2 separate regions of the Homo sapiens genome follow, and region 2 is linked to region 1. Evidence: chromatin contacts called from ENCODE Hi-C or POLR2A ChIA-PET data. All regions are on one chromosome and are shown on one strand. Each heading gives the region's core, a stretch centred on a gene start or an enhancer-like site at or near the end of the contact. The rest is flanking DNA. Distances are from core to core; before and after follow the strand shown.

Region 1 (3,584 bases), core at 978-3,477:
GCTGCAGTGAGCTGAGATCGGGCCACTGCACTCCAGCCTAGGTGACAGAGCGAGACTCTGTCTCAAAACACAAAACAAAACAATTTAGGTCTTGGCAAGCTTAAATGGAACACAGATGCAATCCCAGTAATTTGTGAAGCAGAGTTGGAGGGACTGCTTGAGCCCAGGAGTTCGAGACCTCGAGACCAACCTGGGCAACACAGGGAGACCCCTAGCTCTACAAAAAAAAAAAAAAATTAGCCAGGCATGGTGGTGCACACCTATAGTACCAGCTACTTGGGAGGCTGAGGCGGGAGGACTGCTTGAACTCGGGAGGTCAGGCTGGATGAGCCTCAATCATGCCACTACACTCCAGCCTGGGTATATCATTTAAAATTAAATAGACAGTGCTATGAAGACAACCAGCATAGAGTTAGAGGTTAGAGAATTAGGCAGGTAATCAGGAGGGAAGGCCTCTCAAAGGAGGTGACATTTGAGTAACTATGAATGAAGGCAGGAGTGGGCTAAGTGACTATCTAGAAGAAGGGAGTTCCAAGAGCCTTGAGGGCAGGAGTATGCTGCTGCCCCTCCCTAATTACCTTACTTCACTGAAACGAAGAATACTGGGGGCTGGGGGTAGAGTCTGCAGATTTTTGTTAAAGATTTCAATATTGATTTCAGGCTTAAAAAATGGATAAAATGAGAGCAAAGTACAAAAACTAACCAGGAAGACCTCTACTCATCTCATAGGAAAAGGAGAAAGAAACATTTACCATGCCCCTCACATTTTACACCATCCCATTTAATATTAGGTAGACATTACTATCCCCATTTTATAGATAAAGAAATTGAAGATCAATCAAGTAAGTCAGAATTCCAACCAAGGTCCATGTGTTTCCCCTTACCTGACATTGTTTCCTAACAAAATATTCTCGTCTTTTGGCCGGGTGTGGTGGCTCACCCCTGTAATCCCAGCACTTTGGGAGCCTGAACAGGCAGATCACTTAAGGCCACGAGTTCGAGACCAGGCTGGCCAACATGGTGAAACCCCGTCTCTACTAAAAATACAAAAATTGGTCAGGCGCAGTGGCTCACGCCTGTAATCCCAGCACTTTGGGAGGCCGAGACAGGCGGATCACCTGAGGTCAGGAGTTCGAGACCAGCCTGGCCAACATGGTGAAACCCCATCTCTACTAAAAATACAAAAATCAGCCAGGCGTGGTGGTGGACACCTGTAATCCCAGCTACTCGGGAGGCTGAGGCAGAAGAACTGCTTGAACCTGGGAGGCAGAGGTTGCAGTGAGCCAAGTTAGTGCCACTGCACTCCACCCCGGGTGACAGAGATTTCGTCTGGGGGCGGGGGGAGGGAGGGAAGAACGAAAGAAAAATGACCTAAGTCTGCAGCCCCAGCCCCTAGTCCAACTTTATAGGACCATATGGTGTCCAAACTATTCCCTGGGAAAGAAGGGAGCCACCCACTCCATTAGAGGGGCACCACTCACTGCTTACTCTGGCCCATCTCTTATTCCATTGAATAAAACGTTCCTTTCTGGCACGACCAGTATCTGAACATCTCTCACAATACCCACGCCACAGTACGAGACACTGTAGCCTAAGAGTAAAGCCTAACAGTCAGCTCCTAGCATTAGCTTTGGAGTTAAACACGGGTCCAAATCCTAACTTCCCAGGTGTAAATATGGGCAAATTACGTAAGCTCTCCAAGCTGTAAAACGGCAATGTTATCCATCTGATAGGGGCTACTCTGCAGATTAACTGAGATGCTGTAACGTGCGTGGCCCGGTGCCCAACACATAGTAAGAGAGAAGTTAAGTGGCAGTTATTGGTATTTATTACCGTCGTTGTTGTTGGCTTAGCACAGAGCTGCACTCAGGCCTTGGGGGCGGGGTCTCCTCCGGGGAACTTCTCCGACGGTCCCCTCACCTGCCTGGAACGCCCCCGGAGTGACCCAGCAAGAGGCTTCCCCTTGCCAGAGCTCACAGGAAGGCCCTTTTCCAAACGCACCTCGCGCTCGGCGCCGGGCCCCTTCCCTGTACGCCTCAATTTCGCCCCGCCCGCCGAGGTCACGCGCTCCAAGTTACCATTTTCTTGCTCTCGGTGCCACGGTTCGCCTGCCTCGACATGGTGCCGGCCGCCCCGCCCCACTCGCCTAGCCACGGGTTAGCTCGGCGACCCCTGCAGACGCCGGAGCCTAAGCCGCTGCCCCTCAGCCCACAAGACCGACCGGCACTGACTCACTGCGCCTGCGCGGCCTCCCGCGGGGCACCACGGGACTAGTGGTCCGGCCGACGTGGGCAACTCCCGCCCAACAAACGTCAGACTACAACACCCAACAGCCCCTTTGGCAGCACCGCCTCTTAACACAGTCAACTACAACTCCCGGAGTGCTCCGCGCGCGCCTGCCTGGTAGAGCCCAGCTTGCGCTGGGCAGCATCCTGGCCGCTGGGTGGCGTCCGCAGCCTTCGGTAATCCTGGGTCACACACACGCTTCCTCCTTGTCCCCCTCCCCCCGCGCCCGGCTCAGAGATGATGCTCCACAAATTCCTCTCTCGCCGGGGTTGGTCTTGGAAAGTCCCTCTTTCGAGCTAGCGTCTTCCGCTGTTGCGATTCAGCTCCAGAAGCTCCCAAGATGTCCCAGAAAACTAGCAATGACTCACACAGAATTGGCTTCTTCATTAGAAAAATATTTAATGACCTACTATGTGCCAAGCATTTCGCTAGTGTCTTTCTCTTCAGACTGCCAAACCCCAAATGATGCCAGCACCTGCCTTCTACCACCTGTGGCCTCGTGATGGAATATCCAGTCTTTTAGGTAAAGTTCAAGTCACTTTCTCCCCCTCCCTCCCCCTAGAACAGCTACACTGCCTGGTTCCCAGAAAACAAAGATCACTAACTGTCGTGGCCGTCAGTTCTGAGTTCTAATCCCAGCTTTGCCATTTTAGGCAAGTTGCTAAATCTCTCTCAGTTGTTGTAAAGACTGGTGAGCCACGCATGCCCAGCACTTGGGCGCATAAAAGGCATAAAAGAAACGTGTATTCCCTTCCAGCCACCCTCCAAAAACAAGCCAACAAACAGGCACCAGAAACACGAAGGGAATGTGCTGGCTGAACTCTCACCCATCACCAAGGGGAAGTCTATAGTCCCTGACCACAGCTCTTTGGTTTCAGCTCCCGCGGTCTCTCAGCTGGTCAACTCTGAGGAAGCTGGGCTGGGGGGTCCCTGAGCACTCTCTGTTCACTTAGGCCTGGTAGCCTGACTGTAGCAGCTGCATTCTGGCCCCTAGCCCTCACCATGACAACCAGCCTGTCCAGACACGAGCCAGCCAGGCTAGGGAGGGCTGGGGGGCCGCTGAGGCTGCAAGCTGGTGCCCAGGGTTCCCCCAGTCCCTCCCTCAGGGTGCAGGACCAATCATTATTATACCCTTTTCCCCAGACATTCTGTTTCCTCCCTAGAGGCAGTGACCCCTCACTCTCCATCCTGTGTAATGCCACAGGGGAGGGAGCCAAGGGCCGAGGGCTCTGGGAAGGAACTTGAGGGTTGGTTGGGGTTGGGGGAGGAAAGCAGGAGTCAACTAGCCCCCAAGGGCC
Region 2 (3,589 bases), core at 41-2,540, 220 kb before region 1:
GGAGGATTTTCTCTGTGCTTTATGTATATTACCTAACCTTACAAACTGTGTAAGGTACATGCTGTTCTCTCAATTTTTCAGATAAGAAAATTGAAGCCCAGAGAGATCAAGTGACTGATCCAAAGTCCCACAGTGAGGGGAACTGAAGATAGGATATTCTTTCTCCTTTTCCTCTTTAAAAAATTATTTTGATTAAAAAAAACCGTATTACTGAAGCATAGGGACATGGGGAGAAATTATGAATGATTCCTCAGCCTGAATAAAATAGTATGTTTCATTAAGGCAACAAATATTTATTAAGGACCTAATATTTGCCTGACATTCAAGTGAGGTGGGGGGCACACAAGTAGTAAATAAATAACAGACTGGGCAAAGGGCTACCAAGGCAATACTGTAGTAGACTAACAGGTGCCCCACCATAGATGGGTGGTCCGGAAAAGGCGTCTCAGATGTCTTTCGTTGAGACGCAAAAAAAAGCTGTGGGGTAGGGCGTAAGGGGAGGGTGGAGAAGAGAGAGAGGGTTCCTGGCCAAGGGAACCAAAAGCAGAGAAGCTCCAAGTCAGAAAAAAGCAGCGGTTGGCCCGTTGGGAGAATTGGAAGCCAACCAGTATAGCTGTAGCACAGGCGGGGCCCATTTACGCCGTGCGTTTTCACCCTGGAAAGGAGTTTGGGTTTTCAAGTGTGACGAGGCGCTATTAAAGAGTTTTAAACATGGAAATTACTCGATCTGATGTTTGTGTAGTGTCCTGTTTGTTAGTCATCTTTTCCAAACTATAATACATTTTTTTTTTCCTAAAAATGGTCGTTAAAGCAGCCTAGGACTTAGGTCAATTGCGGTGGTCACTTGACCGCCTGTGAGGAGGCGGCGCGTGGGGTGGATCGGACTGGGCGTGGCGGGGGCTCAGGAAGGAGGGTGGCCCTACCCCAGCGGGCTCGGCTCGGGGCCTCCGCGGCAGTTCGGGGTCCTTCACCCGCCGGCTCCAGGTAGGCTACTCCTCAGGTAAGCCCCGCCGCCAGCCGCGACGTCGTCGCAGACAGGCACCGCCCCCACTCGTGCGGCGCGAGTAGTCCTGCCCCTCCGCGTTGTCTCCGGCCGGCACGGCCCGGCGGGGTACGGCCGAGCCCGCCGCATGTGGCCCGGCTCCCGGACACCTCCCCGGCGTCCTCCGCGCCGGCCGCTCCTGCCCCGACGTCGCTCCGGCACGGCTCGGGGCCCAGAGGCGAGGCGAGGACGCCGGGCAAGCCAGGCAGCGGAACTGACGCCGGCGAGCTTCCGGGGCGGCCCCGGGCAGGTCGGCGGCGGCGGCCCGCAGTCGTGGAGGAGCGGTGGGAGCGTCGGCGGCCGCGGGCGATGCAACTTCCGGACGGGACTCCCCTCTGTCCGCGCCTCACATCTCCCCTTCCTCTCGCCTAGTCCTGTGCCGTTTTCCGTCCGCGACTCTTCCGGCCCAGAGCTTTCGGAGTGCGGTTGCTCAGGGGAAGCCGTCGCCGCCCCCGCCTCGGGGCCGAGTGAGAGTGCCCGTCGCGTCGCGCCGCGTCGCCCCCCGGGCCGCCTCCTTGCCGCCAGTGGCGGGCTCCGTTCTCCCTCGAAGCACTCCCCCCAGCTCCATGAATGGAAATCGGCTCCGCAGGTGAGTCAGAGTAGCTGGGCCAGGTAGGGGATGTCACCCAGCTACTGTCCTCTGAGCATCCCTGCTCCTCCCGCCCGGCCCAGGTGCGCGAGGTGAGCGTCGGGCGGGCATCGCTCGGTCTCCCGCCCCTCGCCCTGCTCCTCCGCGACCTCCCCGCAGCCCAGCCCCAGTTCCCCGGGGGCCCCTGAGTCGGCGAAACTGCGAGGCGGGGAAACGCTTGGAGGATTTAAGTTTGGGGTTATCTAGGCGGCATTACTCTTTGCTGGAGTACCCTTCTTCTAGACTTTAGAATGGTTTGCCATTGTCTAGTTGGAGTGCGTGTCCTTTAGCCAGGTTGTGTGTTCCGTAGAGGCTGGGCAGCCAGCCAGCTCCCTTACCTACCTCTTAGGATAGTTGTGAAGATAGGCTGAGATAACGGATAACTTCAGATTAAGTTCGAAGGAGGTGTTGGTGCAACGTTAAATTCAACATGGCATTGCTCCTACCCTCGAGTTCTTTTCTGTTGTTTGTGGCAGCATGGTAGATAGTTTCTGAGGAGCTTGGAAATGTCATAGCAGCCTGGATCCCTGCTTATACGAGGAGGTGGTTCTTAAAATTGCTGACAGTATATTTTTTTTCATTCTCTATTCCTTAGAGAAGTAGTTGTCATATTCCTGGAAATTTGGAATTTAAGAAAACTGCTTTATCTCTGGGGGCAAGAGCAGCAGTTTTGCAGTCTTAAGAGAAAATTGCAACATGGATAGTACTTGTCCTTAAAAAAGGAAAAGTATTGTTTATGGTTCTAAAGTAATTAATTCAGGGACAGAAAGGTGTTGCATAACGGTTTGCCTAACAAATGATCATGCTTGGCTTATTAAATTTGAAAGTATGCTTCAGACGATCACAAGTTCGTAAATTAATTTTCAAAATATTTGCGGGGCTGTCTTGTTACTAATGGTGTTACAAGTTCCTGAATTCCATATCTCTTTTTGCCAATTTGATATAAGAAAAACTTACGTAAAAGAAACCAGTGACATAACGATAGCTAAGAACTTTGTTGAATAGATTACGTGTCAAATGGTTGCAAAAAAGCACTCAAACTGGGGAGATGAGATGGGGAGAGAGTTACAAATTTTTTTTTTTTTTTTTTACAAATTTTGTTACATGGAAGTTTCTCTAATCAATTTAGACCATATCTCTTTTTCCTGCTCCATTGTTTCGCTTTCCCCCATATCGTCTTAAAAGGTCTGTCTGGATTGTGAAAAGATTTCGACTCTTATTCAGTTTTGATTTGTGTATTTCTGAAACTGTCCTGCCCTTTTAAAAAAATTACCATACTACTGTTTTACTGTACAGGAGATGTGATTATTTGGGACCATAGGTGATCTTTGTACATAACTGTCCTGTTGTCAAGTCTGGAAAACAAGTCATGAAGGTCAGACCCTTTATTAATCATCCCAAAACTTTTAAAGATATTTCAAAAAAGTTTTTAAAGTTTTTTCTTTTTCTCCTTAGGGTTTTTCATATGATATTGTGCCCATATATATGGGAAATGTCTTAGAAAACATTTGTTACATCAAACCACCTAGTCAACTGGTACAACTAAGCCAAGTACAGCTCAGAAAATACATTTTACCTCTTCTTTTTTGGGTGTCCCATTGCTGAAATGGATACCCATTTAGCTGTCTTCACATTTGGGGAAGTGTGTAGTTAGATTATCAACTATATGCCTGGGTCTCTTGAAAAGTAAAGTTTTTTCTTCAGTACAGTTTATACATGATTGAATGTAGCCTAATAATGAAGATAAGCTATACTTTGGCTCAAGATTGTCATCAGAAACAAAATTTTCATTATTCCTGAGACTTGTATATAATTGGTATGCTTAGCTTTAAGTTGAAAGCATAGCTGTGCAACTAAATTTTAAATCCATAATTTAGGCTGGGTGTGGTGGTTCATGCCTGTAATCTCAGCACTTTGGG

What was found. Hi-C counts contacts between places; a loop is a spot of excess contacts on that map. ChIA-PET counts read pairs that join two places held with the same protein, here RNA polymerase II (POLR2A). Pooled maps may share reads with other maps.
Region 2: a loop to region 1 is called in a map of CD8-positive, alpha-beta T cell, with 17 times the contacts of the local background. The contact joins the promoter of AGO3 here to the promoter of TRAPPC3 in region 1. A Hi-C loop is called at or near these places in 5 of 168 maps with a recorded cell type or tissue (CD4-positive, alpha-beta T cell, CD4-positive, alpha-beta memory T cell, CD8-positive, alpha-beta T cell and 1 more), 10 of 37 single-sample maps with no recorded cell type and 16 of 50 pooled maps. POLR2A ChIA-PET finds 5 or more read pairs at or near these places in 9 of 52 experiments (A673, CD4-positive, alpha-beta T cell, HEK293 and 6 more).

The regions. Positions count from the first base shown.
Region 1 is chr1:36,147,259-36,150,842 of GRCh38, forward strand. It overlaps TRAPPC3 (trafficking protein particle complex subunit 3), which reads right to left and starts at 2,228. Exons shown (of 5, transcript NM_014408.5): 1 at 2,079-2,228. The coding sequence starts at 2,120. RefSeq lists enhancers at 1,898-2,558, 1,912-1,991, 2,122-2,781.
Region 2 is chr1:35,929,815-35,933,403 of GRCh38, forward strand. It overlaps AGO3 (argonaute RISC catalytic component 3), which reads left to right and starts at 1,291. Exons shown (of 19, transcript NM_024852.4): 1 at 1,291-1,631. The coding sequence starts at 1,613. It overlaps AGO1 (argonaute RISC component 1), which reads left to right. Exons shown (of 19, transcript NM_012199.5): 19 at 1-718. RefSeq lists enhancers at 907-1,430, 1,431-1,955, 1,956-2,478 and silencers at 934-1,443, 1,454-1,793.